Regions from separate parts of the Mus musculus genome. Here regions 1 and 2 are each linked to region 3. A link is a loop called in an ENCODE intact Hi-C map of the cell type or tissue named here. Cell type or tissue: left cerebral cortex. All regions are shown on one strand. Each heading gives the region's core, and the rest is flanking DNA. Links, peaks and the distances in the headings are about the cores only. Region 1 holds the start of Gm34035 (a long non-coding RNA gene). Region 2 overlaps Tiam2 (T cell lymphoma invasion and metastasis 2). Region 3 overlaps Tiam2 (T cell lymphoma invasion and metastasis 2).

Region 1 (10,754 bases), core at 3,395-8,394, 65 kb before region 3:
CGAAGGGTTTAATCCAGAGCCTCCAGATACTAAGCAAACAGTCCTCGGTAACTGAGTGACGTGTCACCTTCCTCTTTAAAGAATGCAATCTTTAGGCTTACTTGGCAATTTTCTGGGCGTCTTTGTTTGTTTCTTTGTTTTTGACAGTCTCATGTAGCCCAAGCTGGTCTTAAACTTGCTGTGTAGCCAAGGATGGTCTTGAACTTCTAATTCTGTCATCTAAACGTCCCAAGCGCTGAAATTCCAGATGTGTATACCACACCTGGTTTATGCTGTGCTGGGGATTCAGCCCAGGGCTGCAGGCATGGTAGCCCAGGATTCTACCATGTGAGCCACATGCCCAGCCCACCAGCGTTCTGCTTCGAATGTTCCATGGCTTACCATTCAGCTCCAAGAGCCTAATACCTGCATCACTTGGGAGCTCATTCTCTCTGGTTCTCTCTCTCATGAGGTAGTGGGGACCCTGGGCTTCCGTCCAGCCTCAGCTTGTCTCAACAGAACACACCTCTAGCAAGAAACTAGGCCTTCCTGTTTCCCAGCGTGCCTGTGCTTCTTACCCTTTTGGCTCCGGATGAAAGTTCATTAAAAAAAAAAAAATAATTTAACAACTGATTTGTTGGTCAAACATGAAGCTCAAAAGTCAAATTAGCCACCTCTGCTCCTATACTCTCGTGTCTGAGGTTGATGGCCTGAATTTTCTACTGAGAAGTCTCATTGATGTAAGCCTTAAACAATTTTAAACCCACAGATTAGGAACATATGTCTCTTCCTGTCACATGCTGTGAGAGATTTCAGCTAATTCTGAAATCTGTATGTAAGAATGCCTTTAAAGCAAAATTGTAACTTTATAGCTGTATTATCTACAAATTCTATCAAGTGTGGCTGGAGTGTACCAGAGTTGCAAGGTCTATCTCAGCCTCCCACTATTATTATTATTATTATTATTATTATTATTTTACACATAGGTATTTTGTTTTATTTTTCTTGTTAGATGATAGTACCCAGTGTGGGTGTATAGGGGAAAATGCAGTGTGGGCATGTGGGGGAGGGGACAATGTGGGCATGTGGGGAGGGGTTCAGTGTGGGCCTGTGGGAGAGGGGATAGTGTGGGCCTGTGGGGGAGGGTTCAGTGTGGGCCTGTGGGGAAGGGGACAATGTGGGCATGTGGGGAAGGTATTAAGGTGGGGCCTTGCTCTCTCTCCCTGATATTACTCTCAGGAGTCAGTCAGGAATGGATTTTTGTCAGCATGCATGCCTTTAGCTCACTCCTTGAATCTGTTCATAGTTTATCTGCTGCCTCTTGGAGCACGGGCTTCAAATCGTATTATCTACAGTAGTTCAGGCCTTCCTCTCTTTGTCCTAAAATCACCTCACCTAATCTCTGCAGCGCCTGTTGGTTTTTGTATATGGAAGCCAGGATGGCACCTGCATTGTTTCCGTTCAGCTTCCACAGGGCTTCGGAGACCCTGACAGCATTGGCCTTTGTGAAGGCCAAGCAGGCTAGTCTGGGTTCAGAAGGTGGGGGAATCTTCAAAAGGGACTTCCTTGAACAGGCACTAGGTTTGAGTGTGTGTGTGTGTGTGTGTGTGTGTGTGTGTGTGTGTGTGTGTGTGCACGCGTGTGCTTGTGTCCATGTGAGTGTGCTTGCTCTTCCCCAGGTGTTGTCTACTTTGTTTTATGTGTGTGTGGTGTTCCTTTTGGTTTTGGGACACAGTCTCTTGCTGGCTTTGTCACCAATTAGGCTAAGCTAATTGGTCAAGCCTCGTACTAAGACTATCAGTGTGAACTACTGCACTTAGATATTTTTTTTTAATGTGGGTTCTGGCAGTCTAATTCAGATCTTCATGCTTCCATGACAAACACATGATTGCCTCGCCCATCTCCCCAGCCCCACCAAATAGCTGTGTTTCCTTTTAATTCTTAATTTTGTATTTTATTTTTATGTATCTGTGTGTTTTGCCTGCATAAATGTCTGTGCGCCATGTGTGTGGCTGGTATCTTTGGATCTCTCGGAACTGGAGTTACAGATGGTCATGAACGTCCATGAGCGTTCTGGGAATCAAACCTAGGTCTGATCTGGAAGCCCAGCCGGGGCTCTTAACCACTGAGCCATCGATCCAGCCTATTTTTGATAAGGTGCAGTGGTTTTCAATGTTGGTTGAAATACAGTCCATACCCTTGTGATTGTTGAAAAGGGGGTTTAAGTATCCCACACTGCCTTAGTGTCAGTGAAAAACAACCGATCCAAAGCATATAACCCACGCTCCAAATCAGGCCTGGCTTGCCCCTCTTTAATGGGACCATCGCAGGCATGCCAAATACTACAGCTAGTGGATTGTATACATCTGGTAAGACTTTTCATAACAGCTAAGGTTTGCGGCAATGTGATTTTAATTACAGACAGATTGACTAGCTGGAAAAATACACGGGAACTAAACAGAGAGCAGAGCTAAACACAAGCCCTTTCATAAATGGTCCTGCTTTGGTTAGGATGACTTTAAGTGACTGCTGGGGACAGCAAGGATGATGTGTGTTTTGGGGGGAGCTCTGAGGGTGGGATGTGACTCATCTTCAACCTGGGGGCCAGTCGTTGTCTGGAGGGGGAGTTCACAGTGGTGGTGATTAGACTCCTTTTGAAGTTCAAGCAGGCTGATGCTTGTCTCCTGTTACCTTGATCCTTGGGAGCACAGTGTCTTTGCCAGACAAAATTGCTCTGGATTGGACCACATTTGCTTTGAAGGCTTGTGGGGATGGCTACGCAGAGGTGCAGTTTTGAGTCTTTCCCCCTAAACAGACTGTATTAGACCGTGTTCTTCTTTCTCTGAAGTTCATTCCGTGTAAAGATGTCAGATGTGCAAGCAAAGGCGCAGGAAGCCAGCTGCTGTGTCAAGACAGTTTCCCTGCCTAGAGCACAGGGGGACCTTTTCCATGGGCAGGGGCACCTGACTCTGTGTGGGCTGGAGTTATGACCCCCACCCCTCCCACCTTACCTAAGGTGTTCACTGGAGGATGAAAAACCTGACCAAAATGCAGGCCCTGCCCACAAAGTCTCCTGGAGAAGATGGGTTTAGCTTAGGAAGTGTATAAGATGACAGCTGGTTCTCCAGATCCACCCCTACCACGCCCCCTACCACGCCCCCCTACCACGTCAGACGATTGCCAGAAAAGGGTTAAGCATGCTTAGTGTGTGATTTTGCTTTCCAGGAAGGAGCTAGTAGTCGGCTTTGGGGTGTGTCAGGGTCTTCTCCGGGGTGTTGCTGGAGTCCCCACCACCGCCTGGTAGATGAGCTGAGAGATCCCACTTGCTGGAGCGGAAACTTACCTGCCCTGGTGTTTGGCCAGGGAGAGCCTAGGCAGTCCCCATCCGCCCTGTGACTCCTTGGCCTATCTGGATGACTGCCATAGAAGTGATGGCTGTCTCCTTCCATATTCACCTACCGCTCTTTATGTGTTGACCATCATCTTCAGCTACAGATGCTCTGCAGTTTGTGATGTGGCTTCAGTCATTCATCTTGAGAAAGTCACGTCATCCTGCAGGGACCTATGGGCATTGTTTAATCACAATCAGCAACCAGTTTCAGTCCCTGGCCTGACTTAGTTAGGGTTACCATTGCTGTGATGAAACACCACGACCCAAAGCAAGCTGAGGAGGAGAGGGCTTATTGGGCTTATATTTCCACATCACTGTTCTTCATCAAAGGATGTCAGGACAGGAACTCCCCAGGGAAGGAACCTGGAGGCAGGAGCTGATATAGAGGCCATGGATGGGTGCTACTTACTGGCTTGCTCAACCTTCTTTCTTATAGAACCTGGGACTCCTAGTTCTATAACAATGGGCTGGGCCCTCACCTATCAATCCCTATTTGAGAAAATGTCCTAAACATTTGCTTACAGCTCAGTCTTAAGAGAGGCATTTTTTTCAATAGATGTTCCCTCCCTCAGATGACTCTAGATATGCCAAGTTGACATAGAACTAGGTAGCGTAGTCACTGTAGCCATGAGTGGTAATGTCTCCCTTTGAGGGATATGGCAGAGGTGCTAGCTAACTAAAATGTACCCCCCCCCACGAAAACAAATTTCTCAAGGGCACCTTAAGAGCTAAATGAGGGACCTGATATTAACTTCACTTGTCTGAAAGGGATTTTTAAAAATACGTTGTTTAGTCATATGTCCACATACATAGAAGTGACATCCCCTGCTTATGTAAATACATTTTTTCTCCTTTAAGAAGGTTAGAAGAAACCAAGGAAAGAAGGGAAGCCATTTATTTGAAGTACAGATTCTTATCTTTTTGGTATGTGCTCTAGTGACCTTAGCATGCTGGTCCCAGCCTTGGGGAGCCACTTTCACAAAACCAGAGGACTCGGGAGTTGGAGTTACAGGTGGTCATAAGCTGCCCATTAGAGGTGCTGGGAACTGAACTAGAGTCCTATGGACAAGTACAGATTTTTAACCACCAAGCCATCTCTCCAACCTCCTTCTTTCTTCTCCTTCTCCTTCTCCTCCTTCTCCTTCTCCTTCTTCTTCTTCTTCTTCTCCTCCTCTCTCTCCCTCTCTCTCCCTCTCCCTTCCTCCCTCCCTCTCTCTCTCCCTCCCTCCCTCTCTTTCTGACCCCACCCCATCTTTTCTCTCACTGTAAGATCTTGCTATTTTGACTAAGGTGCCTGTTGACATTTAGTCTAGGCTCTGCCTCATAGTTACCTGGTTACCAACTCCCCACCCCATCCCACCCCCACCTTTTAGAGAAGGGATCCTACCCTGTAGCTCAGGCTGACCTTGTACTGCCAGTGAACCTCCTGCCTCTTAGGCTTACAGACTTGAGCTCCTCATACCGTACAGCCTTGTTTCTCTCCTTGAAAGCACTTAAGAAAATGTGTTTTCCTGCCATCCTCCAACAGTGATGGGTTTTTGTTGGTGGCAGCTGGTTTTAGGCTTCCCAGCATGCAGCACTCCACCCGTGCCTTGATGATGTTCAAAGTGTGCTATGCAGGACACACGGATTCCTCTGTTAGAAAGGATGGACCTGTGGAAGTGGATATAGAAACCAGGGGTGTGTGTGTGTGTCCCTTTCTCACAACCATCACATGTTGCTTTAAAGCTTTGTGGAATTTACTCCCATGTTTCAGGGGGAAACAACTCCAAAATGTGGTGGCCCAGAATTTAGGTTTGGCTTGCACTCTATCGAAGCCCACTGTAGTTGGAGGTCCTAACCATCCTGGTGTTTCTCAGCAGGCCAAGACGTAGCTGGGAGGATGCAAGAGCCCAGCATCTTCCTGGCTGCCACACATTGCCAAGGGCTAAAGAGAGGAAAGGAATCCTTGTTGATTTCAGGGCAGCAACTTTGCCTTTGCCTTGTGGGCCAGCTCCAGAGCCTTTGTCCCCTGGCCGGGGGGGGGCGCAGACTCCAGACTGGAATTGAGCCTGGCAGGCAGCTAGTACACAAAGCCCCACTTGTTCCCCACCCTCCTCATCCCGTGGAAACCTGTCAGGCTGCCTCCCCAAAGGCTCTGCATTTATTTTTAAAGAATGCTAGAAAGGAAATCTATGGCTTACCATCTTCCTCCCTCTTTGGGAGTGTTTATTGTGCTTGGAGATCATTCTGGTCCACACAGCTGTGGTTTTCCTCACTCATTCTTTGTGCTCCTATGTTAAATAGCTCTGGGAGAAAATAAACAGAACGGGCCAGTTTTCACCCCAGTGATGGAAAAGCGAGAGAAGTTGGGACTCTGGAGAGCCTGAGTTGCATACCCAGGCTCCGCCTTGGCTGTGTGCTGGCTTTTCTCACCCTGGAGTATGGCCAGGAGGTACTGGAAGGCCTTGGCTAGTGGGGGGTTGGGCACCCAGACGCCATGTCCAGCAAACAGTGTGACTTGGCGTGTGATTTGGAAGAATTTACCTGGGATCTGTCGCAACCATTTCTGCTGGAAGAAGCAATCCTGAACTGCTCCAAACCAGAGGAAAACCTAAAAGCAGGGCTCTCAGGGGAGAGGGCTCAGTGGGTAACTGCTTACTGAACAAGCATGAGGACTTGAGTTTGGAACCCAGATACCCACATAAAAAGCCAGAGCATCATGCAATGTGCCCCATAAAATCCTAGCTCTGGGGAAGAAGACACAGCCAGAGGATGGCGGGCCAGCAAGCCTAGCCAAGTCACTGAACTTTCAGTTTATTGAGAGACTCTGCCTCAAAAATAATAATGAGAGAGGATTTGGGGAAGACATCTTAGTATCTATACTTGAGCAAACGCACTGTATATATACATTCGCCATACAGCCGCACGACATACACACATATGCACCATACACACACACACCACACGTGTGCATGCACACACACAGACATGCACATATGAGCACACAAATGCACAAGCGTACACACACACACACACACACACACACACACACACACACATGCACAAGCAAAAAAACTAAAAGCATTTAGATACCAGACTTTAACATCAGCTCCCAAGCTACAGGACAGCTGATTCTGAAGAGTAGATTACACAGACCTGCTGTTTAAGACTTGCAAACACCTGCTTGAAGAGGAGAAGCCGCTCCTGCTTGGGTGGCATAACTCACAGACAGTGACCACACCCCTCACTACACAGCCTCTCCCTTGCCAAATGAAGAAAAAGAGCTTATTTAATTTTGTTTGTCCTCCCGGGCTTGGAAATACCAAGTAATTTATTCTGGTTATTGTCGGTTCCCTATTTCAAACCAAGGATTTCTCCCTATAAATCCCCTTTAAGAGGAAAGCCTACAGATACAGAAAGCCACACCAAGTGTGTGATGTAATGTAAGTGAATGACACTCAAGCCAACCAGGAAATGTACTCTGCTGTCCCAGAGGCTGGGTCCCTGTGCCCCGCCCCATTCCCAACACCTTCCCCTCTCCACTTCAACAGCCAGTTTCTCACTTCCTGGGGTCCTCGGTTCTCACACTTTCACGTCATCCACTTAGCATCCTGCTGGGCATGGCTGCCGTCAAAAGCTTAACCTTACCCATTACAAACTATCAGTGGGGCTGAGGGTGTCCCTAAGCCAATTAAGAGGCAGGTGAGGGCCTAGACTGAGACCTCAGCACCAAAATAAAGAACGAAAAACATGTTACTATTAGCTACATCTTACTATTCCATTTTACCACTGCAAATGCCTTTTTAGACTTTATCTACTGAACAACCTTTAGGTAAAGCTCAGAAGTAGCTAAGTTAAATTCGATCAACCAGTAGACTCATTAAAAAAAAATTTTTACCTTTTAAATTCCTTTGTCTCATGTGTTGCCTATAATTTTGGGACTCTTAAAAAGTCATTTGTTCTTATTTTATATGTACGGGTGTTTTTCGTGTGTGTGTGTGTGTGTGTGTGTGTGTGTGTGTGTGTGCCAGGTGCATTATTGTGCTGGTGGAGGTCACATAAGAGCTGCAGATCCTCTGGAACTGGAGTTGCAGATGGTTGCCAGCTGCAGTGTGGGTGCTGGGAATTGAACCCAGGTCCTCTGCAAGAACAGCCAGGGCTCTTAACTGCTGAGCCATCTCTCTAGCCCCAATTCTAAGACTTTTAAAAACAAATGTTTATCCCAGAAACTTAAGTGAAATTGTGAAGCCTAAAAAGTACTTTAAAATGTAAAGGATCAGGTGAATCTCTTTTGAGTCTACACTATTATTAGTCTATTATTAGTAAAAGGTGATGTTTGCTGATGTCCAGAAAAAGCATCCAATCCTTCGAGACTTTTGTGTTGCCCGTGGTTATAGTAAAAACCAGCATCATCTTCCATGTTGTTCGTCCTATGATAAAGAAGAATACATCAGCTCTATAAGAAACAGCAAAAATATTAAGCATACCTGTGAACTCATAAACAAGTTCAGAATAAGCAGTGAAAGTTTGGGGGTCACTGTTGTGAGACCCTGTCTCATGTCTCTTCTCCTCTAGGGTGAGGATAAGAGCACCAATTTATTAACCAAAGTCCATGTGCACTTTGCCTACGGAGGACCATTGTGCATTGAACTCTCTGCTGTATTGCCCTTGAACCTATTAGCCAAACCAGAGTCCTTGGTCCAAAAAATAATAACTGTGTTGTCCAGATGTGGTAGGGGCACACATGCAATCCCAGCACTCTGGAGACTAAAGCAGGAGAGTTGCAAGATTGAGGCTAGCCTGTGCAATATAAATTAATAAGCAAATAAATGAATAAAGACTTAAGGTGCATGAGAAATTATACACTCAGAAAATATCAAATGCAGTTTCATCTTTCATGGGCACCAATGTGTTCAAAATCTCACATAATTTGCTAATATAGATAACAATACATAGTAACCCCTAAAATGGTGATTATTTACAGACTTCCTTTTGGTTCACTTTAACAGAAACTATTCACTTGCTTTTTTTATTTCTGATTATGTGCATGTGTGTGTGTGTGTGTGTGTGTGTGTGTGTTTATGGGTATGTGCACATGAATGCCAGTGATGGTGGATACCAGAGGTGTCAGATTCCTCCCCCTCCTCACCCCACCCCCGCTGCCTCACCCCACCCCCGCTGCCTCACCCCACCCCCACTGCCTCACCCCACCCCACCCTGCCCCACCCCAAGTTGGAATTATAGGGCAGTAGTTATTAACTGCATGGTGTGGCTGCTAGGAATTGAACTCAGGTCCTCTGGAAGAGCAGTGCATGCCCTTAACCACTGAGCCATCACTCCAGCCCAGATTTTATTTTTGGAAATGTATGTATATATGTGTGGGCGTGGCTGTTTGAGAATGTAAGTGCGATGCCCACAGAGGCCAGAAGAGGGCATCAGAGCGCTCAGAGCTGGAATTACATGTAGGTAGTTGTGAGCTGCCTGAGACGGCTGCGAGAAACTGAACCCAGGTTCTGTTGAGCAACTGCGCAGCTCCTCAACTTTCTGCTTGATAGAATTAAAACAAAAACCATGCCCTAGTTATTTCTTCTGCTTTAGTCATTGGCTTGTGACCCCTTGTTAGCCATACCCTACAGCAAGAGCAGGCTAAGTTACAACCTTTTGATCTGTAGTTGTATCAGGAAAACTGTAAAAATGTGAAAAACATTTAGTCTTTTTTTTTTTTTTCTTGCCTCTACAACTACTTCTTTTGTATGGTACCTGGTTCTTGTCATTGTTGCCACACACCTACCTAAGTAAAATGTAGATTCAGTAGCGGATAAGATAATTAAATGTGGCCTCATCTCTTGTCACCATGTAACAGATAAATGTGCAATTATTAGGTCACCAAAATAACACAAGGAGGCCACTGGCCTCTGCCTTGTCCCCGAAGACCCTTCGTCAGAGGGAAGTACAGTGAAGTGGTGTGAGGCTACTCTCTAAGTGGCCCTCATCTCTAGCTGGAATCTGTATTCAGAAACCTGAGTGGGTTGCCACAAACCCCCGGCTTGTAAACACAGTAGCCAGCACACGTCTGAAGGAAGTTTTATTAAAAGGACAGAAAATTTAGTACCTGTTTTATCCTGGAATACCATGCTGTCTCAGAGGGCACTGTGCTCAGAGTTCAGGTCATCCAAAGGGCTGAGCTTGGGTGGAGCTCACTGCTTCCTGACTTCCTGTTTCTATGCTTCCCTTCTCTTAGGGGATATTGAGATCGGAGGTTCCATTCCTGACCTCGCCAATGTGTTGTTGATCTTCTGGCAGCATCTTCAGTTCTAACAATTAGGGATGGGCTTAATGTTCTGTTTAGAGGTTTTAAATCAACATCTTCTGGGTCCTGTTTCTGTGGTACAGAGTCGATGTCATGGAACCTCCCTGTGGCTTGATAGGTGCCCATTCCTTAGTCCCAGGTTGAAGGAAAGGGGAAGCCAATTGGGGAGGAAAGGGTTTATTTGGCTTATACTTCCACGTCACTGTTCATCACAGAAGGAAGTCAGGGCAGGAACCTGGAGGCAGGAGCTGATGCAGAAGCCATGGAGGCATGCTGCTTACTGACTTGCTCCCCATAGATTGCTCAAGCCTGCTTTCTTATAGAACCCAGGGCCATCAGCCTAGGGATGGCACCTCCCACCATGGTCTGGGCCTCCCCTATCAATCACTGTTTAAGAAAAATGCTCTTTTAATAACTGACAACTCTCTTATGTGGCAAGTTGACACAGAGCTAGACCGTACACGCTGTGCTACCCCTGAAACTTATTACGAATCCTTCTCAGCCCCAAGCATCTCACCCTTGATGAGGAACGAACTGCAGTCTGCTTCGTCTGGCTTTCCATGCTGGCTTATCCATGCTGGCTTATCCCCAGACAGAGTCTGGCTCCTCTGCACTCCCCATTTCACATGGACCTCTAAGAAGACAGTGGTCATTTGGTTCTAAAGTCAGCTTCATTTATGTATACAGTCATCTTCCTCCCTCCCTCCCTTTCTTTTTCAGAAAGGGTCTTGCTCTTGTACGTGAAACTTGAGCTCCACCTGACTTGACCTAGGAAGGATTGAGCTAACAGTTTTGTGCCGCACTGGCGGAAGGGAGAGGAGGAAAAAAAAAAAAAAGACCCATTTTAAAAAGAACTATGTCCTGATATATCAGAAACTGCAGTTTGAACAGTAGAGTTCTATTTAAGGTACTTAATTCCCCTCTCCACCCATGATTCATTGTGAGCTCACTGAAGTCAGAAAATGTGCTAATCGCCCTTTTGTGTGCACAGTACCTACTTGGGGCTTGCTTCGCAACAGAGGCTCAGATATAGAGGCCCAGCTGAAGAGCCCAGCTTCCTGGGCCTATGTGACTTTATTTGTAAAATGGAGG
Region 2 (10,754 bases), core at 2,835-7,834, 43 kb after region 3:
ATGTGCCTGGTTTCATTGTAGCTTGTTATATGATGTTTGGTTGGTGTTCCTGTTCTTTTCTGAGGGGAGATGGGGATTGGGGGTGGGAGGGTTGGACCTGGGGAGAAGGGAGGTGAAGTGGATAGGCTAGGATGAGGGGAGGAAAGGAAACTGGTCAGGATGTAATATATTAGAGAATTAAAAACGCACAATTATTAAACAAACAAACAACAAATAAAACAAAAAACACCACCAAGCCAAAACAAACTCACGTGGTGCATTTAATTTGGATTTATTAACTTATAGAAAAAAAATCCCTGGGAAGGAAGGCTTATGAAGAATTGGTTTTAGATTTTCATTTTTGTCATATAATACTTGCTTATTCTTAGAAAAGAAACTAGTTGTTAAATTAATGAGGTCTGGGGCTACAAGATGGCTCAGTGGGTAAAGGTGCCTGCCACGCAGGCTGACCTGAGTCCCAGGGCTCACATTGGAGAAGAGAACCAGTTCTGCAAGTTGTCTTGCTTGTTCTATGATGCAAGATAACACTTGAACTTGTAAATAAGATAACATTTGAATCTTATGAATATTCATGATACAATCTTCATCTCCATAATGATCCATTCTTAAGGCTTTTTTTTTTTCCCTTCTTTCTTTCTGCACATCTGAGATCTTTGAAACACTCAGAAAGTATCTATTTTGAAATTTAGATTTACCCTGTCTGGCTTTAAAATGGTACATTGTTCAAGTTTAAGTTTTCTTTGACTCAGAGATTTCGAAGTTGTTTCTAGTTTGCTTTAAAAGTTAAAAATGTATTCCTTATTCAATATATGGCAGCAATTTTGGGGGCTTATGCAGCATGTCCCCTGTCACCTCCAGGGCCTCCTCAGATCTAGAGGCAGGAACCTGTAGCCAGTGGGCAGTGTGGCTCCACTGCCCTGTAGTCCTGATGCTGAGGAATTAATTCCCTTGAGCCCGAAGCAGCCTGGCTTGGGAAATACCTCAGAAGGCTGGCCAATGGACTGCAGTCAGAGATCCTGGACACTTTCGTTTGATGGACAGGGATCACACGTGGTTTTACTGTTTGCATATATTCACTGGATAAAATAATGAATTTCTTGATGGTATTTTCTTGTGCATATGTGATCTTTTTGATCGTTTATAGCTCTCCATTAGCCTCTTTTACCTCCTCTCCTCCTGTGGGGACCGTTTCTTCCTCACAAGGAGCTCCCTTCCTATTTGCATAGCTTTAACAAAATGTCTAGATTGCACCTATGAGGAAGCATGTGATGTTTTGTCTTTGGAAGTCTGGTCTTATTTCACTTGACATGGTGATTGCTAGTTCTGTCCATGTTCCCAATAAATGACTTGATTTCATTCTTAAAGCTGAACAAAACTCCACTATAGTATAGGCAGATACCGTGCTTTCATTGATCTTTCTGTCAGTTGCTAGACTCCTAATCTGCTTGCATAGCTTGGCTATGGGAAGAGTACTGTAAATGTGGATGCTTAGGTATCTCCCTCAAGTGCTGCCTGAGGTTCCTCTGGGTGTGTGCTGGGTCACAGGACTGCATCTTTACCGAGCTTGCTCTTCTCTCAACAGGGACTCTTCTGCTTATGGCAGAAAGACTGAGACCACGGCACATGGTCCTCTTTCACCTTTACTTCCACTCCACCATAAACACCCTCTGTAGCTCATTTCTCCCCTAATCATGCATTCACGAGCACGTTTACTGGACATTCACATCATACCAGTAAGTTTTAAAGCAATGATCTTTCTAGCAATAAATGATCTTAACAAGATCTTAGTTATATGTGATTTCCATTCATTTTTAAAGTTTATGAGTATTTCGTCTGCATTTATGTGTAAATGCTATGTGCATGCAATGCCCACAGAGACCAGAAGAAGGCTTTAGATGCCCTGGAATTGTAGTTATTGACAGCTGTGACCCACCCTGTGGGTGGGGAATCAAATATGGGTTCTCCCAGTGCTCTTAACCACTGGGCTATCTCTCCAACTTCCAATTTACATTTGTAGACAAATTTTGAGATAAACAGTTGCTTTTTTTTTTTTTTAAATCACAGGGCAGTGTTGGAGGACAGGCCAGAGGGACTGTAAACTTTGACCCTGGGTGAGTTGGTTAGCTTCCTGGGTACCACAACTGAGGTGCAAACAAAAAGTATATTTGTGTGGGTTTTCAGCATCTTATCTGGGATGCAAATCTTTGGACAAGAAAGCTGCTAACCTCTGTCCTTTCTAGTTTCTGTGCTGGTTTGAAGCCTTTGTGTTTGGTACAACCTGGTAGATTTAGGTCATCTTAGGTCTGCTGGGGAGAAAACTCACCAACCCCGGCAGTATTTCTGAAACTCTCTGGGTTCTTGCATGCAGTGGTTCTACGGGTGCTCATCTCAGTTCCCTCTTGGCTCAGCCCATGTGGTCTGAAGGACTTCACAGGCAACACAGGAAATGCCCTTCTGTGCAAGAAGTGTCCAGAACCTTGTTGTTGTTGTTGTTGTTGTTGGTGGTGGTGGTGGTGGTGGTGGTGGTAGGACCATATCAGAAAAATGGATTTTTTATGCATGTGAGGGATTAGTGTTCAGGAATCTTGTTTGGATAAAGACCACAGCATACTTTTAACTTTTGTTTATTGTTGTTAGGTTTTCATTTCTTATTTTTTTGTTTCAGTTTACCTTCTTTTTAAAAAAATTTTATTAGATATTTTCTTTATTTACATTTCAAATGCTATCCCGTAAGTTCCCTATACCCTCCCACCCACCCTGCTCCCCTACCCACCCACTCCCAATTCTTGGCCCTGGCATTCCCCTGTACTGGGGCATATAAAGTTTGCATTACCAAGGGGCCTGTCTTCCCATTGATGGCCGACTTGGCCATCTTCTGCTACATATGCAGCTAGAGACACAAGCTCAGGGGTACTGGTTAGTTCATATTGTTGTTCCACCTATAGGGTTGCAGGCCCCTTTAACTCCTTGGGTACTTTCTCTAGCTCCTCCATTGGGGGCCCTGTGTTCCATCCAATAGCTGACTGTGAGCATCCACTTCTGTGTTTGCTAGGCCCCAGCATAGCCTCACAAGAGACAGCTATATCAGGGTCCTTTCAGCAAAATCTTGCTGGCATATGCAATAGTGAAAAAATGTTCAGCATCCTTAATCATCAGGGAAATGCAAATCAAAACAACCCTGAGATTGCACCTCACACCAGTCAGAATGGCTAAGATCAAAAATTCAGGTGACAGCAGATGCTGGCAAAGATGTGGAGAAAGAAGAACACTCCTCCATTGTTGGTAGGATTGCAAGCTTGTACAACCAGTCTGGAAATCAGTCTGGCAGTTCCTCAGAAAATTGGACATAGTACTACCAGAGAATCCCACAAACTTCTCCTGGGCATATATCCTGAAGATGTTCCAACCGGTAAGAAGGTCACATGCTCCACTATGTTCATAGCAGCCTTATTTATAATATCCAGAAGCTGGAAAGAACCCAGATGTCCCTCAACAGAGGAATGGATACAGAAAATGTGTTACATTTACACAATGGAGTACTACTCAGCTATTAAAAAGAATGAATTTATGAAATTCCTAGGCAAATGGATGGACCTGGAGGGCATCATCTTGAGTGAGGTAACCCAATCACAAAAGAACTCACATGATATGTACTCACTGATAAGTGGATATTAGCCCAGAAACTTAGAATACCCACGATACAAGATACAATTTGCAAAACACATGAAACTCAAGAAGAAAGAAGACCAAAGTGTGGACACTTTGCCCCTTCTTAGAATTGGGAACAAAACACCCATGGAAGGAGTTACAGAGACAAAGTTTGGAGCTGAGATGAAAGCATGGACCATCTAGAAACTGCCATACAAAGGGATCCATCCCATAATCAGCCTCCAAACACTGACACCGTTGCATACACCAGCAAGATTTTGCTGAAAGGACCCTGATATAGCTGTCTCTAGTGAGGCTATGCCGGGGCCTGGCAAACACAGAAGTGGATGCTCACAGTCAGCTATTGGATGGAACACAGGGCCCCCAATGGAGGAGCTAGAGAAAGTACCCAAGGAGCTAAAGGGGTCTGCAACCCTATAGGTGGAACAACAATATGAATTAACCAGTATCCCCGGACCTTGTGTCTCTAACTGCATATGTATCAGAAGATGGCCTAGTCGGCCGTCATTGGGAAGAGAGGGCCCCTTGGTCTTGCAAACTCCCCCATATGCCTCAGTATGGGGGAATGCCAGGGCCAAGAAGTGGGAGTGGGTGGGTAGGGGAGTGGGGGGGCTTGGAGGACTTTTGGGATATCACTTGAAATGTAAATGAAGAAAATACCTAATTAAGAAAAAGAAAGAAAAAAAATTATAGATTTTCTTGACTTTTTTTTTGTTTTTTGTTTTGTTTTGTTTGTTTGTTTGTTTGTTTGTTTGTTTGAGACAGGGTTTCTTTGTGTAGCCCTGGCTGTCCTGGAACTCACTCTGTAGACCAGGCTGGCCTCGAACTCAGAAATTTGCCTGCCTCTGCCTCCCAGGTGCTGGGATTAAAGGCGTGCGCCACCACTATCCAGCTTTTCTTGACCTTTTAAAAAATTACTTAGTATATTTAGTTTTGTTCTCATTTGTGGTGGGTGTTACTCTTCCCCACCCCATTTTATGAAGAAACAAATAGAGTTTAGAGAGTATTAATATTAGTCAAGTGAGTTGCTGACCTGGGAGCTGAGATATTTTCATTATCTTTACATTTTATTTTTTTTATTGTTATTTGTGTGATAGTAGTACATATGTGTTTGTATAAATTATTTTGATCTTTTTTCATGGCTGAATATCAAATCCAATGTTTGGTGCATGCTAACAAACACTTATCACCAAGTCCTCAACGTTTAAAAATAAATGATTATTTGACAATGTTACCCTTGCACATAATATATTCTGGTCGCACTTCTTACTGGCACCCCTCTTATCCCCACCCACACTCTTCTTCCTATCACATCCGGATTCGATTCTGATGTCTTTTTATTGCAGCTTTGCTTTTGCTCTGTGACTCTCTGAGGTTAGTCAGAGGGCAGCCTGGATGGGTGTGGCTATGGAGCTGTCCATTAGAGTATGGGTATCCGCAGTGGCTACATTACTGAACACAGTGACTTCCTCTCCCTCCGCAACTTGCCATTGCCAATAGCTCCTCTGAACAGTCTGTTTCCCATGATCCTCTTGTCTGTGGCTGACTCTTGATGGACCTAGTCTCATACAGATCCTGTGTAGGCACCTGCAGCTCCCCACAGTATCTGAGGACTTATAACTGCTATGGCCAGGCTTCATAGCTGTCCTCTTTGTCTTCTGGCTTTTTGTCCTTCCTGTCTACTCTCCCATGACCAGATTTCAATTTATTCTAGAGGAATTTCTCCATCATTTTATTATTTTACACCTTCCATCTCCTCTCCAATAAATGCAGAAACCCTCATGAACACGCCTTTGTGAGCATGTGTGCTCCCACCATGTAGAATATTCATAGTCTTGATTACAATCAGAGGAAAAGTTTTGTTTAGTCTTGACTAGGCATTTGAGTAAAACAGTGTTTTTCATGGACTGACATGTGTGAACACGTATGCCATTTACTCCCACCTTTTATTAAGAAAATTTGCAATTTTTTTCTGAGTATAACAACATCCAAAAAGCTATATAGTGAGAACCCCTTCAAATTAAATTTAATTTCATTCTATGCCACTTAAATTCTATGATTGTTAGCACTTGTATGGTATTTGCCTTTAACTATATGCTTTTGTATTATATGCTTCTGAAGTGAACACTTCCCAAGTAGCAATTTACATGTTTCTCAGGGATCTTTGCCAAGGAGTTTAATTTTAGATGCCCGTTAACACATATGCCCCGTTACACCAGCTTGTAATGGAACTGCAAAAAGATGAAGCCTGGCTTTCTGGTTTAAAAATATTCTGAGTTTTGGAATTTTGAGATGAAGATCTCAGTTGAGAGTGTTTTATTGAAGCTTCCATGTCTAAGAAGCTTGAAAAGCTCTCTTATGTCACTCTAAACTACAGCAACCTGGTACATACTAAGGTTACTAGAGTGACTTCAACAATAATCACAAGTCCACTCAAAAAACATCAGACCGTAGCTGGCAGGGATTTGTTGTCATAGCTCGTTCTGACATAATGGGATCTACTTACAAAACGTATGGTGAGATCAGAATTACCTTCAAATCTAGAAGCAGGAACAATCTATGGATGCTCACGTGATTCCAAACAAGCAAAATTGTGCTGATAGGGTGTCTCCTCTTGGCTGCTTCTGGGTTTCTACCTACTGGCAGAATTTCTCCCTGTGTGTATCTAGGAGTCTTCTCCAGTATCAGAGTTACATGGGTCACTTTTTATTTGCTTGTTTTAATTTTGTGTATGTATGTGGCATATGCACATGCATGTATCTGTGAGATACAGTCTGGAGGCCAGACATTGACTTCTAGCTATCTTTTCTATCTCTTTGAGACAAGGTCTCTCATGGAATTTGGAGTTTCTCATTTTGGCTAGACTGACTATCCAGTGGACCCTCAGATCCACCCATCTCCTCTCATTCCAGCCCTGGGTTCCAGGCAGACCTGGTCACACCCAGCTTTTATGTGTGAGCCAGGGATGGAACTTAGGTCCCTCTGTGTATGCCCTTTGTCCACCGAACCACCCCTTCTCCTCCCTGCTCATGTTTTTTTAAAAAGTAACAGTGGAGATGCTGCTAGGCTTAAGGGAATTGGAGGTCATTGAGGTGGCAGTATTCTTAGTCCTTTGGTATTTACCTAGGGCCTTTCAAAAATACATCTTTGGGGAATTCCCAAGTTTTGTGTTCTGTGACTTGGCTTCCATGGCAACCTTCTTATTCAGCCAGAGGATGTGGTTATTTTGGGGGTGTGCCTTTGCTTGGACTTGTGCTGACCAGCTCTGTCACCTAGTCACTTCATTTTGACCTCGGCTATCTGTCATTTATCTTTGAGATAGAATCACACTCTGTAGCCCAGGCTACCCTTCAGCTCCTGACAACAATTTTTACCTCAGCCTCCCAGGTGCTAGGTACATGCAGGCATAGGTCATCATGTTAGGCTAAGGCATCTATGTTTAAATCTGTACCCGGTGGTGCTGAGTTGAGTGACTTTTAGACCCACTCCATTGGTATTAAAAGTTTTTGGCTCTGTGTTAATTAAAAAAAAAATTGTGGCAGTTCTATTTGCTTTGTAAATGTTAGACTGATGACTTTCTGCAGTTTTTTTTTTTTTCCAGTTGAGGTCATGAAGCATCTCAAGTGTGTGTCACACTATGTAAAATATTGTTCTCAATGTGGGTTCATATGTGTGAATGTATACATGTCAACAAGATATGTCTTAAAATCCAAATAGGGAATTACAAGTTTATCTAACTATAGTAGAATCTGGTCCTTAATAACTCACCAATGGCATATTTAGCTCAGTTCACTTTTTAAAAAATTATTGGATATGTGCACTTATGCCACAGTGTGTGTATGGTCAGTGACAGATATCGGTGTCAGTTTGTCCTTCTACCTTGCTGAGGTAGGTGCTGGGTACTGCAGTCTAGCCAGCTTGAGAGCTTTCCGGAGATTTCTTCCTGTCTCAATGTAGAAGTACCAGGATTACAGATGTACCCCACTGTATCTGGCCATTTTATGTGGCTTCCAGGGTTCATGATGTTTGTACCAGCAAGAAAGTTAATTCACTGAGCCATCTGAAGGACTTCTGTCACATTTTAAAATTAAGAATGTTACCATTATAAAGCTCTTGCCACATGTTCAGGATGGTTCAGGATGGGTTGAGTGTGTGTGTGTGTGTGTGTGTGTGTGTGTGTGTGTGTGTGTGTGTATTTATATGTCTGAAAATGTAGGACTTTTGGTCATTCTGTGGAATATAAACACATAAATTTAAGCATGACAACAGAAATGTAATTTGATTCTATTCATCATAAAACAACAACAACAAAAATCTAGTATAGAAATAACCTAGGGGCTGGAGAGATGGCTCAGAGGTTAAGAGCACTGGCTGCTTCTCCAGAGGTCCTGAGTTCAATTCCCAGCAACCACATGGTGGCTCACAACCATCGGTAATGGGATCTGGTTTCTTCTTCTGGTATGCAGGTATACATACAGGCAGAACACTGTATCCATAGTAAATAAAAAAATCTTTTTAAAAAATGACTTGAAAAAAATCTTGTATATTTTTAACATCTTTCATCAATGGTTACAGTGAGACTTCAAAATACTCTGCCTCTGTTGTATAGCCTTAATTTACAGTAATGTAATACATACTCTGGATAAAATGGCTCCGCATTTAGTTTCCAAGGACTTTGAGTGTAAGACTCTGTTGTGCTAACTTAAGGGGGGTGGGAAGCCCGATTCCAACAAGGAACACAGAATGAGGGTATACTCGATATTCTGCAAACCATGGCAGCATTTCCTGGGGCTGTTCTAAAGGCAGTTCTGACCATAACATTCCATCTGTGGTTTTCACTGCTTCCCCAAACACAAGGATGATAGGTGTGTATTCTCAGTGCTACAGGGCTTTATAAATGACGCCAGGGCAGCCCTGGTGAGTAGGGCTTTATTCTGTAACCCTTGGAGCCAGACTCCTATGGAACTTCGGTGGTCATGGTGGATTGCTGGCCCAACAAGAGCCTAGTCATGGGCAGCCCCGTGTCTCTGAGGCGAGCATGGTGGCAGGCTGTCCCGGGTAATCACTCCAGGCAGCCCATGGAAAAACCGCTTTTTGGTTAAGTCTGCCTCATAGCGTTCCATCAATGGAAAAAATTGAACATGATGAGGGTGTGTAACGAGCAGACAGAAATATATCCAGCATTGCACAGGATCCGTTTTTAGCTCTCAACGGCTGAGCAGTCGAAGTGTTAGACACCATTTCCTGGCTCGCAGGGCAAAAGGAAGACAGAACATAGCTTCTAGCTGGGTGAAACTTTGTTAACCAAAAGCTCCTGAGAACAACTGGCCAAAGCCACCATTCTGACCAAGGTAAGGTAATAAAAATGTCTATCCTTGTGGGTTGAGACTTAATTTATCTGGGAAGATAGGTTTTTCTGAAAGCTTTCCTCGGCAGCATGGGGCTTTGTCTCACGTTAGTTTATCCTCAGCAGGAGTTACTGAACAGAATGGAATTATTATCTCAAAGTTTAGTGTATATGTGATTTCAAACACCTCGAGGTGACGTATTACAGTTGCTTTAGAATATTTTATGAATTGAAAATTCTCCAGGCTGATTCATATGGACTGTCTGCTCCCCGCCCCCCCCCCCCCCCCAAGCTACCTGAAGAAAGTGCCATGTCTCAGTCTGATTGTGTTAAAATGTGAGTGGCTGGTGCTTAGCTTTCCGGTCAATTTCTTTCAGGGTGGAATGGGAAATTGATATGTGACTGAGATTGTATATTTATTGTTTCCTGGTTATTCTACCAAATGCAGCTTTCAGCCGAGTAAGTGTTTATTTTCTGCCTTCCAATTTGCTGTTCACTGTTATTTGTCCTTAGGCTTGTCTTGAGCTTTTGGGGAGGGGGGTGGGTGGGGAGAAACATTGTAGCTTTGGGTAAGAGGCCCTCAGTTTAAGCAGACTGAGGGATCTGGGTGGTGACATTCATTAGAGCCTGAACTCCAAGCACACGCTGTCCCAACTGAGGGCGTGTGCCGACAGCAGGAGAGAGAAACCCTAGACTGGGTCCCTCTTGCTTGGTCGGTCATTCATTTGGCCCAGCATGTAATTCTCAGAAAATTGGTGGGTGGAGAGAGTGAAAATAGGAAGGTCTTTTGAAGTCATAACTTGGAAGTGTATTTTTAGGCTATCTGGAGAGTTAAGGGATCGTCTGCATGGCTGCTGGAGGGTTTCCTGGTGTGTTTTAGCCTTTCACTGTGGCCTTAAGTCAGGGCTAGGGATTCTGGCAATCTGTTTCCTTTCACTATAAAGATGCTATGGCAACTGGGATCGTGCAGTGAAAGTTCATTTTTAGCTGTAGGAAGATGTCTCCCCATGGGTGTGGTAGGCACCCTCAGTCCATCCTGTCCTTTATAGAAACGTCTTTGGGAGGGTGGAGGCGTCCGGGTGAAGTTCAGGTCAGTTCTACCCACAGAATAATGGGTCATATTGTTGATTCCTTTTAAATTCAGAAGTGTTGCTGGGACAGAGAGAGAGAGGGGACAGTTCAGAGTGGGAATTCTCGGCCTCTCTCTGCTGAGTTGGACACTTGGCACTGGTTTTTGTTTTCATGGGCTCACAGGCTGATGCAGAACCCGGTGACTCAGGTCCACAACACCAGCTTAGATGGTGTTACAAATACATTCAGATTAAACCACCAGTACTGGTTACAAAGCCTTCTTAGGCCATACTTAGGGGGCATAGTCAAGGGGGAGGCTCAGGGTCCTTGGGGCGAGATTGTCCTTCCAATGTGACCCCACTCATACTCCATCAGACGGAAGATGCTTCTTGATGGACTGAGTTTGTGCTGAGTAGAGCCACACTCACTCTGCAGTTAGTACGAGGTCTCCACAGCTCCTTTGAGACATAAATATGGAAAGAATGAATGAACCCCGAATTATACTCCTTAAGTAAACCCAGGCACTTTCTCAGATCTGGGTAGACGTCCAGGTTTGCTCTGCTCTGTAGAAGTCACTTACATGGTGATAAGAACGGGAGTTAGTGTGATCTTGTGCCTCAATTGCTAGATGTCTTAGAAAATCATTTCCCATTCACAAACATTCAGA
Region 3 (10,754 bases), core at 3,886-8,885:
AATTACAGGCATGTAGGCCCAAGCCAGACTTACTGATTTATTGTCCATTTCTAGAAGAGATCATTTGCATTTCTAACATATTTTAATGCCAAGGTGAGATTAATAAGCAGGATGTGTATGTGTGTGTGATGATAGATTGATAGAGACAGTGTGTATGTGTGTGTGTGTGTGTGTGTGTGTGTGTGTGTGTGAGAGAGAGAGAGAGAGAGAGAGAGAGAGAACACAAGAGCACACATTGCACAGCTTTGATTGTGGGGCATATGTCTATGGCTGCTTGCAGATACATATAGTTACTGAGAAGTTCTGAGTTTCTGAAAGCAGTGGCTGGTCATTACTTCTACAAGCGATTTGTTTAGCAAATATGAGACCCAGGGATGTTTCCTCACAAAGCATTACAAGGCTATCCATGAGACCTGCTGCAGGTTCTGTCACTGTGGATTTCTTTTTTGTAATATCCATCTTGGATTTTTTTTTTCTTTCTAGCATTTGTTCTGAGGAAGTGTTTTATTGTCCCGTGTTGCTTTCAAATTAGAACATCAAGAAACGAGGAACCCATTTTTTGTTCTATCATCATCATCATCGTTAATTATTGGCCAAGTTCCAAATCTGTAACATTTGTTCTTTGTCTAAGGAGTCTGACTGTGACTGCATTTACTGGCTACTTTGGGCAAGCAGCTTTGGAGGAGAATATGAGCCTGGTTGGACACGCTGCTCTGGGAAGCCAGGAAGCACTCTGCTCCCTTTAAGCCAGGCGGTAGCTTGAAGTTAAATCTAGAGGGGCATAGCCCTGATATTCATGGATGTGTTTTTGTGATCTGGACAGTAGGGGTCCTTAGTAAGCATTACAGTTTATTGACAGAATTTGTCTCTCCACATTCAACTCTGCTCTTACTTCTGTTTTAGCTTGCATACTCTCTGAGCTGGATCTAGTGTTGGTGTGGATGGTCTGGGGTTTGTGAGCATCTCTGCTGTTTCTGCAGCCCTGAGCTGCTGACCGGTGATGCTTTGGCCTGGAACCAGCTGGAAGTGAGCAGTTTTAAGTGGCTAAGCAGAGACAGAGACTTATTTGAAGTGGAATAGAGACAGATCTCATCCATCGTCCTTTGTGGGCCTTCTGCAGCGAGCCTTACTTCTGTGTTCACTTAGCAGTGGTGACATGTAGCCAGCCTTCTTTGTTGGAAGCCCTTTGCAGACTGCAACGACACTGTTTTTTGTTCCTCATGCTTGGAAGTCTTCCTTCTACCTTCAATCACCCCTCTCTGTGGTCCATTCACTGAACTGCTGATTGTCGCTTTATACATTGAATAAATTCTAGGGTCCTGGTCTGTGTAATGAAGGCATCGGAGATAACGATTCCTGAATCCTATGGCGTCTTTTAGGCTTTGTTTCAAGCCTGAGGATGTAGGGACTATATCAGGCGCATCATCAGCATCAGGTTCAGCACTCTGCATCCCACTCCCCCGGCACCAAAGCAAACAACAAAAATATACACCGTACACGCAGTTCTTAGCAGCCGATTCCCTCCCAGGCATCAGAGCAGGGTACAGGCTCCAGGGTGAAGACTCCCACAGTGGATGTGAGTTTTCATTTAGTCTGTGCCCAGAGGTTTGGTCCTCTGTATCGTGCTGCTCTCTACAGATTTATGATCCCAGAAAAAAGGTGCCTCTGATTAAAACTGGCAGATTGAAGTGCAATTGAATTTGGTATCCATCTGCCTTATGAGCCTAGACTGGAAAAAGATTAGCTTCTCCGCCCACCAACCTCTGTGGGAGGGGTTGTTTAATTGCTAACACCTGAATGAGAGCGCCTACGGTAACATGGCCCACGCTTTAAAATCCTCTTGCAGTTTTTGCTGGAAATGATGGTATATACCTCTAATCCCAGTACTGGGGAAGCAGAGAGAGGCAGATGGATATCTGCGAGTTGAATTCCAACCTGGTCTACATAGTTCCAAGACAGCCTAGGCTCTATAGATAAAGTCTTAAAAGAAAAAAAAAATTCTTGGACAACAGATTTTGTGGGAGAAATAGTGTATTTCTTATTTTTTATTTTTTTTATTTTTTGGTCCCTAGAGGATCAGAGCTGTGTTTGAGGATTGTATTTTTGTGGGAGATTGATAAACTATTTCTGCTTACACTAATATTTACTACATAGGAAAATAAAAATCTTTTTTTTTTCTTAAGTAAAAGCAGTAAAGTTTAATTAGTTAAAAACAAGTTGTGGGTGGGAGGGGCTTAGGGTCAGCATCACTTCTGGGAGCCAAGGAACTGAGCACTCAGGAGAAGTACACCAGATGCTCCCACTGTGCCTCCAAGCTACTGAGCACAGAGTGTGTCCTCTACCCAGCACCAGGTAAACTTCTTGTCAGTGTTAGCTCAGAGGCCCACAGGGCACAGAGTCCCTATCTGTACCTCCTCCTGAGGCATCTGGAGACCTCCTCAGGTAAACAGGGACAAATCTCCTGCCACAGGCAGCACTAGAAGCCCCAGGTGGAGTCTGAAGGGAGGAGGCATCTTAAGAAGAGCCATCTATAAGGTCAGGACCTGAGGCACAAAGTGAGCAAGAGAAGACGCATTTTGTCCCCAGCTAGGGAGAAGGGTCAGGACACAGATAGACCAAGCTCACAGAAAGCAGATTATCTAAAGAGCAGGTCTGATTAGGGTAGGAGGTGCTGCAGAACTAGAAACTTGAGGCACAAGCAGAGGGGTAGGAGCAAAGTCTGCCCTGAGGGCACAGGGGCAGGAGCCAGCCGGGCTATCAAGACCTCCCAGCAGCTTCCATCAGTCACCCTCCCTCACATCAGCATTAGGATCAGTTGCTCTGTGTCACCAACCTGGGACTGTGCCACTAATCTCCAGAGCATGGCATCTGTTCTCCAGTGTGTGTTCATGGAGTCTAATCTCCACATCTTGGGTAGACAGTTCAAGTTCACGGGAGGGAAGGAGGTAGGGTCCTAGACAGTATCTGGTCACCTGCCACAAGTGGACAGTTATACAGACTCCAAGCCTGTCCCAAAATGGCGGATGAGGACAAGCTTCCAGTTTTGCAACCATCCACGGTTTATGATGCTCGTCTTCATAGATGCCCTGTCTTGTGAAGACCAGGATGTGTGGGAGTGACCGCTGGGGAAGAGTAACTGCATAAGCCATAGTAGTCGAAAATACAAATCTGATTCCTCAATTGCAGTTATATTTAGTTTTTGAGGGGTTGGCACTGGTGAACTGGAGATTATTATAGTCTGAAATCTATATATAGGGACATTCAAATTAAATGTGGTATGAGTCCACATCGTAAAAAAAAAAAAAAAAATGAAAGCAATTACTATGTTGGAAGCCAAGCTATAAAAAGCAAATGAAATCATAGGAGAGAAAAGTCAGAATTTTCTTTTGCTGAGCAAATGTGCCTGAGCCTTGTTTCCCCTCTGTGACCTGCAGTGGTCCTAAAGTTGGATTTTATACATATTTGAAGATGGCAGAGCGCTGCACATTGTCCCTTTAGCTGTGGCTGTGCATGCTATACATTAGACCTGCTAAGTCTGTGGGCTTGCACTTTGTCATATGCCGTTTTGGTTCTGGAGTATGTCATGGAAACTTTTAAACTAAAATTAAACTCCTTTTAATTTTAAAAGGAGGTGGGTGATTTTTTTTTTTTTTTTGAGAGAAAGTACTGCTAAGTCCTTGAAGCTGGCCTCAAACTGGCCCCAAGCCTCCTGAATACTAGGATTATAGGTGTAAGCCATCATGCCTAGTGAAAATTATTTTTATGTAAGGTGTGCTTATGAATGTTATGATATTTTCTGTTTTTCCTCTTTGTCTGTGCACACACACACACACACACACACACACACATGTGAGCATCTGTCATTCCTCTAACACTCCATCCTTAACATCATCAAAGGACCCAAAGGAAGAAAACCATTAGAACCTTCTGGAAAGTGGAAAGGCCTTTCCTCCGTTAAGTAGTGGATGCTAGCCTCCCTGACAAGTCTGTGATTGGGAATTGGGACAGCCTTGACAGGTCTGTTCTGTTCTTTGGCATCCAGCTCAATGATGCAATCTGCTTTGTAAGTAGCTAGTTCTCACCTTACAGCTCTCCAGAGATGCAGTCACCCTTGTAAGTAACTAGTTCTTACTCAAGAGTACCTTGCAGCTCTCCAGAGCTCTGAGAGTGACCAGGCTGAGTGTCCACACTGAAAGCAGCCTATAGCCAGGCAATTTTTTTTTTAAATTTTTTTTCGCTTAAATGCACACCAGCCTTGACTAGAGCCTGGATAATGGAACTTTAAAAATTCTTTTATTTATCAGTGCGTGTGTGTGTGTGTGTGTGTGTGTGTGTGTTTATGCAGGAATGTGGTGGGTGTGCACATGCCATGATGCATCTGTAGAGGTTAGAGGACAAACCTTGAGAGTTGCTTCTCTTCTCCTACCTTGTTGAGGCAGAGTCTCTCTTCTTTCTGCTACACTGAGTATCATAGGCAAGCTGGCCTTCAAGCTTCCAGAAGACTATCTTGTCTTAATTTCCCATCCCCCTACGCATCCTGGGTTTACCTATATGTACAGTGCATCTTTTATGACTTTTACATGGTCCTGGGATTTAACTCAGATTGTCATGCAAATCCTTTACTGTCTTATGGCCCTTGCTCTTTTGGGACAGGGCTTCAGTCTATATCTCAGGCCTGGAACCACTATGTTCTCTAGACCCCAGGCTGGTCTGACCTCAAGATAATTGGTCCAACTTTCCAAATGCTGGGATAATAGTCCCAAGCTCCACACCTGGCTTTCACACTTCTGCTAAGACTTGGGCAGGCTGTCTGTCCATATGTCCTCTTAGGGAAACAGAGTTTCAACTTGGAAAAATTGTATGTGATTGCCTAGTAAGAAAATGCTGTTGGTATCATTTCTGATTGTGTCCCCAAGTTCTTCCCACATGGAGTCTCCCTAGGGGGTGTCTTTCCTCTGGCATCTTTTCATTTTTTTGTAAGTGTCTTAAGGTTTTCATTGTTTATTGTTTCACTTCCTTGGTTAGGTTTATTCCAAGATATATATATATGTGTATGTGTGTGTGTGTATAATGAATATATATATATATTCATTATATATATACATATACATTATATATATATATATATATATATATATATATATATATATATAATGAATGGTATTGTTTCCTGTTTCCTTCTCAGTGTGTTTGCGTTTGTATATATGATGCATATATATATATATATATATATATATATATAATGAATGGTATTGTTTCCTTCTCAGTGTGTTTGCGTTTGTATATATGATGCTTATTTTCCATCCAGCTACTTTACTGAATGTATTTATTGTCTTTATCAGCTGAATGTATTTTTCTGGTGGAGTCTTGAGGGAATAAGAGAGTACAGAATGCTCAGCCCTAAAAGGGACATGTATACTATACCCCAACCCACCACACACATACACCGAAGCTCAGGAAGAAGAGGAGGAAAGGAGAGTATACAGGTGGTAGATAACTGCAAGCCACCTTCTTCTGGACGCATCAGGGCAGCTACACGTAGGAACTTGCAGCTATTGTGACAGTATGGATAAATTCTGTGCCTGCCCAAACCAGACGGAAATCCCAGCACGGAGAGGGGGGTTGGTACCCAATCCTACCCCTAGCAGTAGACCCATAAGCAACTGTTAGCTTCTGGGAATGAAGGGTCAGTTTTGTCTCTCAGTGTGGTTCCTGCTAAGTCAACCATGCTCCAGCAGAAGGCCATACACCCAAGAAAATTTGAAGCAGTGCAAGTTAATCTCTAAGGATGTCAAGAAAGAAAAAGGAAGGGGATGTGTGGATCTGTGAAAAGTTTGGTGTGTGGGGGAAGTAAGTATGAACAAAACACATTGTATGGAATTCCCAAAGAGCTAATAAAAATTATAATTAAAATCGGAATCCTAGGGACTAGGGGTGCTGCTCAGTAGTAGAGCCTTTGCCTAGTATCTTAGAACTCAGTCCTCACCACTGGAAGCAAAAATCAACCTTTGCAGTGAAAATTGAGTTTCTCAATTTTTTTCCCCTTATATTGACTGTCTCAATGCTACGCAAATATTCTCTGCAAAATTCTCTGGGGTTGATCATCACAGTTTGAAGGGAGCTGGCCACTACCCAATGCAGGGCAGGACATATTTCCGTTAATGAAGGAGCTGCATGCCGGCCGATAGAAGCTTTCAAGCAGAGACTGGCAGGCGTGGAAGGGTTGACTCACCGTGAGTCACTCCAGCAGCCTGTGTGGCCCATGGGTGAGCTAGCAGCGGCTGAAAGAGTAGAGGCGGGTCTTCTGCTGTCCCGTGAGAACGGGAAGAACTGGGAGATGAGTCTGTCCGGCCTGTGTGAGTAGGGACTCAGTCAGGCTCAGGGGTCTGCACAAGCTATTACAACCGTAATGTGCTCTGTATCACCGTCTCAGTCTCCATGTAAATCGTACCTGATATGCCTTTGTCCTTTTTCTCCCTCAAAATATCCTTTCTTGATGACCACCACCCCCGCCTAAGATAGGATCTCACTATGTAGCTTTTGCTGTCCTGGTACTCACTATGTAGACCAGGACATGTCTTCAAACTCAGAGATAGATCTGCCTGCCTTTGTCTCTGGAGTGCTGGGATTAAAGGCATGTGCTGCCACCGCCTGGCTCTGATGATTCTTAATGAGTTTTTTGGTTTTTTTTTTTCTGCATAAACTTCAGACTCAGCCATTTTGCTTAAGCGTGCACACATTCGCATGTCTGCACACAACAGACTGCTTGAGACTGCACTAAGCATGTGTCAGACTAAGGAGGATTTGCCCACTCCTGACTTACATCTTTTGAGGTACACAGTGTGTCAAGATTTTTGAAAAGCAATTTAATGAGTTTTTTTTAAAAAAAATTTTTTTTTAAAAATGTAGATATTAGCATTACTTCTGTCTTTGTGATGATGAAAAGGGCTTTTTAATTTTAGGTTTTTAATTAATTTTTGTTGTTGTTTTGTTTTGAGATGAGCTATGCTGGCACTCGTAGCCCAGCCTAGCCTCACACTTGTGGCAATCCTTCTGCCTCAGCCTTCCAATTGCTGAGATGACAGGTGTGCGCCAACATACTCATCTGGTAAAGGGCTTTCCCCCTTAACATATTTCTTGTTGATTATTGCTGATTTCTGGAAACCCACTCCCATTGCCTACGCATCGTGAGACACTTACTGAACTTCCTTAATCTAGTAGGAAGTTGTGTGACAGTCTTTGTTTTTTCTCAACATATGTGATATCAATCTGTCAAAACACTGATTCTTGCTTCTTGCCTTGTATTTCTTCCTGCCTTTGGATTCATGAGTGATCTGCTATGCCCTCCCCGATTTTCTGTGCACAGGAACCAGATGTAACATGCACATTTACGACTGACTGAGGACGTCATAGTTATCGCCAGCAAAGCACAAGGGCTTGAGATGACTTGTATGTTATGAGGGCTTTCTATGTTTGAGAGCTGTGGGCGGTGACATGCAGATCTAGTCCTGCTTCATGGAAGGCTGAGGCAGGAGGATCAGCTGAGCCCAGAAATTTGGGAAAGGCAACCTTATCTCTTAGGGGGACTGAGTGGGGGCGGGGAAATATGAAGGGCTGTGAAAGAAGAGTGAGAGATTGTATCTGCCTTAGCCTGGGAGTGAGGGTAAGCAATGGAGGGAGAGCCGGGAGTGGGAGCAGGAGGGAGAAGTAGATTACTTTGGACGAACATCAAAGCCTTGATTCTATTAATATTTGTTAACACCTTACCCCCCTCCCCCAAACAAGAAAATAGACCGATTGTTAGAATTACAATGGACTGTTTTCTGCTCATCAGAAGTTGATTTGAAAGGTTTTGTGGTAACATTTCACATTCTGGCTTTGGGTTGCCCTGAGACATCCCTGGGGGCAGGGCAAGGAACAATGGCTAAGCTTTGGCTGAGCTGCCGGTGGGAGGAGTTGGCTGGTGAGCCTGGCTGCTCTGCTTCCGGGTCAAAGGTTTCCTGGTATTGCTTACCCACTTTTACTGTACCTCAGGTACTTCTCTTCTTTGGGAACACTGGCATGGAAGAGTTGGCTGTGGAAGAAGGCTGACTGCTTTTCCTTTCCTCAGTGCAATAATCTAAACTAGTAACTCCCCAGGGAAAACCGCCCCTCTCTAAGGGTGGGGCTCAGGTTTCTGATCCTGTCGTTAGTTTTGGGAACATTTCAGGAAGTATAACTGAGCTCAGCGGAAAGAGTATCCATCTATTTCCTACTAGGAAATTGTAAAGATAGTTTTCAAGATATTTCATACTAGCTGATTTTAAGTTAACATTTTTAATGCTGAGAGGATCTGTACTAAGAGAAACAAATCCATAAGCCCAACCATAATACACGTGGAAGCCAAAACTAGTATTTCAGTGAGACTGGCGTGGACTGAAGATACTGTCACGGTTGAAGAGGAAAAAATTGGAATTTAATTTGGAAGAAGTGAGCATATTATTCGAGCATTAATTCCCTATTTGCTGAATAGATGTACAAATAAAGTTTAATTTTACTGTTTTGTTGTTGTTAATTCTTGGCATTAACTGTACCTTTCTGTTATTTAAATGGTCCAGAAGGCTCAGAACAGTGCTGAAGTAGACTCGTTCCCGTGTGCACTGACTGACCAACGTTGCTGGAACTGCAAAAACTATATAATTTCAAATTTAATTTAGCTCCTCTTTGTTCTATAATTAGGAAAATTAAACCCAGTTCAGTCCCAGAAGAGGTCTCTGGAAAGGCCTGGAAGCTCTGCTGCTTGTGATGATTGTGTTCGTCAACACGCAACCACATTAATGAAAAGGATGGCCACCCAGCAGATGGGCGATCATCTTAGGGACAGGGTCATTCGGATTCCCTACATGGTTGGTGCTCAGGTGCCCTTACATAGTGGTGGTAACAGTGCTACAGCATAGCGGTGGGAACGGTGCTACAACATAGCAGTGGGAACAGTGCTACAACATAGCAGCGGTGGGAACAGTGCTACAACATAGCAGCGGTGGGAACGGTGCTACAGCATAGCGGTGGGAACGGTGCTACAACATAGCAGCGGTGGGAACAGTGCTACAGCATAGCAGTGGGAACAGTGCTACAGCATAGCAGTGGGAACAGTGCTACAGCATAGCAGCGGTGGGAACAGTGCTACAACATAGCAGCGGTGGGAACAGTGCTACAGCATAGCAGTGGGAACAGTGCTACAACATAGCAGCGGTGGGAACAGTGCTACAACATAGCAGCGGTGGGAACAGTGCTACAACATAGCAGCGGTGGGAACAGTGCTACAACATAGCAGCGGTGGGAACAGTGCTACAACATAGCAGCGGTGGGAACAGTGCTACAACATAGCAGCGGTGGGAACAGTGCTACAGCATAGCGGTGGGAACAGTGCTACAGCATAGCGGTGGGAACGGGGCTACAGCATAGCGGTGGGAACAGGGCTACAGCATGCTTATATTTTGGAACAGGAACTTTTTTTGTCTTGGGTCTTTCAAGACAGGGTTTCTCTGTGTAGCCCTGGCTGTCCTGGAATTCTCTCTCTATAGACCAGGCTGGCCTCAAACTCAGAGATCTGCCTGCCAGACTTGCACAACAGGAAAAAGTAAAATTTAAATTTCATCAGGACTTGGAGTTCAGTGCTTTATCAACAATTGTTGATCCATCTTTGGGTAAATCTGTCTGGGCAAAGAGGGGAACTCTGCATAGAAAGGGCAGGCTTCACGTAGGCCTTTTAAGTGCAAAGTGATTCATTTAAAGATTCACTTCACATAGTAGGTCTTCAGTAAATGTGTGTTAGAAAATGTTGAGTGGAGGAAAGAGGAGCAAGCGAAGGGGGTAGATAGCATTGAGATGCATCTTCTATCTCCCCCACCCCCTCAGTGTTCCCCAGACACTTGAGCAGGCTAAGCAGACCCCCTGCAGTTGACCAGTGTCTCCAGAGCCTTTGGCCCTTGTTGGTTTAATTGTCTTTTTATTTCAGTTGATCCCATAGGTCTCATTACTTCTAAAACTCGGAAAGTATTCGAAGATTCAGAAGGTTTATGTCGGTACATTGCGCTTGTGTTACAAGGGGCTTTGAGTGATCTTCCTGCCACCCTGAAAGCCCTCCCCTCCCGTCACCAGCCAGGTTCTGTGTTGTCCCCTCTTGGTGTTCCACATCATGCTAGCTGCTTGCAGGATTCTGTGACTGGGCCCAGATCTTCTCTCCATTAACTGTTACTTGTGTACACTTGCGACTAATTTTCTGGGCTCCAGTTTTCTTGCTTATAAGATTGCAATAGTAAACTATTTCCCTCAAATCTAAGTGTGAGTCTAAACGGTAGGATGAGCCTTTATACTATACCTGACATATACTGGGTGATAAAAAATTCCAGATCATAGTTTACATTCCCTCCTCTTCACCCTCCTCCTCTCCCTCCTCCCCCCCTCTCAACTTCATATCTCCTCCCCTCCCCCACCTCCTCTCTCCTCCACCCTCTCTCTTTCTGTTGGAGTTGTTTTCTAGTGATGAAGGATTGCTCAGGTGGAGATTGTCCTGCTTCAGCCTCCTACCTGCCCGAGGCTGCAGAACACAATAATGTTGTACTGCAGGTTTCTGTTGTGAGTGACTAATTTCAATGCCTGTGTTGTCCTGTGGTGGGTTTTGGGTAGGATCACTGCCCCTTCCATCTCCCAGAACAGACCACTCTTTCCCCTCATATGCTGGGGTCAGTATAAGTGGCTGTCATGTCTTTTAC

What was found. Peaks named below come from ENCODE experiments on the same cell type or tissue, not always from the same donor. Only the 100,000 strongest peaks of a DNase experiment are listed, where the experiment ranks them.
Region 1: a loop joins it to region 3, with 2.1 times the contacts of the local background. A loop is called at or near these places in 7 of 42 quality-filtered maps.
Region 2: a loop joins it to region 3, with 2.0 times the contacts of the local background. A loop is called at or near these places in 4 of 42 quality-filtered maps.

Annotation. Positions count from the first base shown.
Region 1 is chr17:3,279,773-3,290,526 of GRCm38, forward strand. It overlaps Gm34035 (a long non-coding RNA gene), which reads right to left and starts at 3,530. Exons shown (of 5, transcript XR_001782146.2): 1 at 3,323-3,530. In left cerebral cortex, for the core only: no CTCF peak of the experiment used is centred there; DNase peaks (open chromatin) are centred at 5,528 and 5,745.
Region 2 is chr17:3,388,325-3,399,078 of GRCm38, forward strand. The region is part of intron 1 of Tiam2 (T cell lymphoma invasion and metastasis 2); the gene reads left to right. Among named protein-coding and RNA genes, the nearest start is that of Gm52295, 15 kb to the right of the region's middle. In left cerebral cortex, for the core only: no CTCF peak of the experiment used is centred there; DNase peaks (open chromatin) are centred at 5,869, 6,250 and 6,814; H3K27ac peaks cover 1,055 bases.
Region 3 is chr17:3,343,918-3,354,671 of GRCm38, forward strand. The region is part of intron 1 of Tiam2 (T cell lymphoma invasion and metastasis 2); the gene reads left to right. It also overlaps the pseudogene Gm49221. Among named protein-coding and RNA genes, the nearest start is that of Tiam2, 23 kb to the left of the region's middle. In left cerebral cortex, for the core only: a CTCF peak has its summit at 6,634; DNase peaks (open chromatin) are centred at 6,242 and 6,582.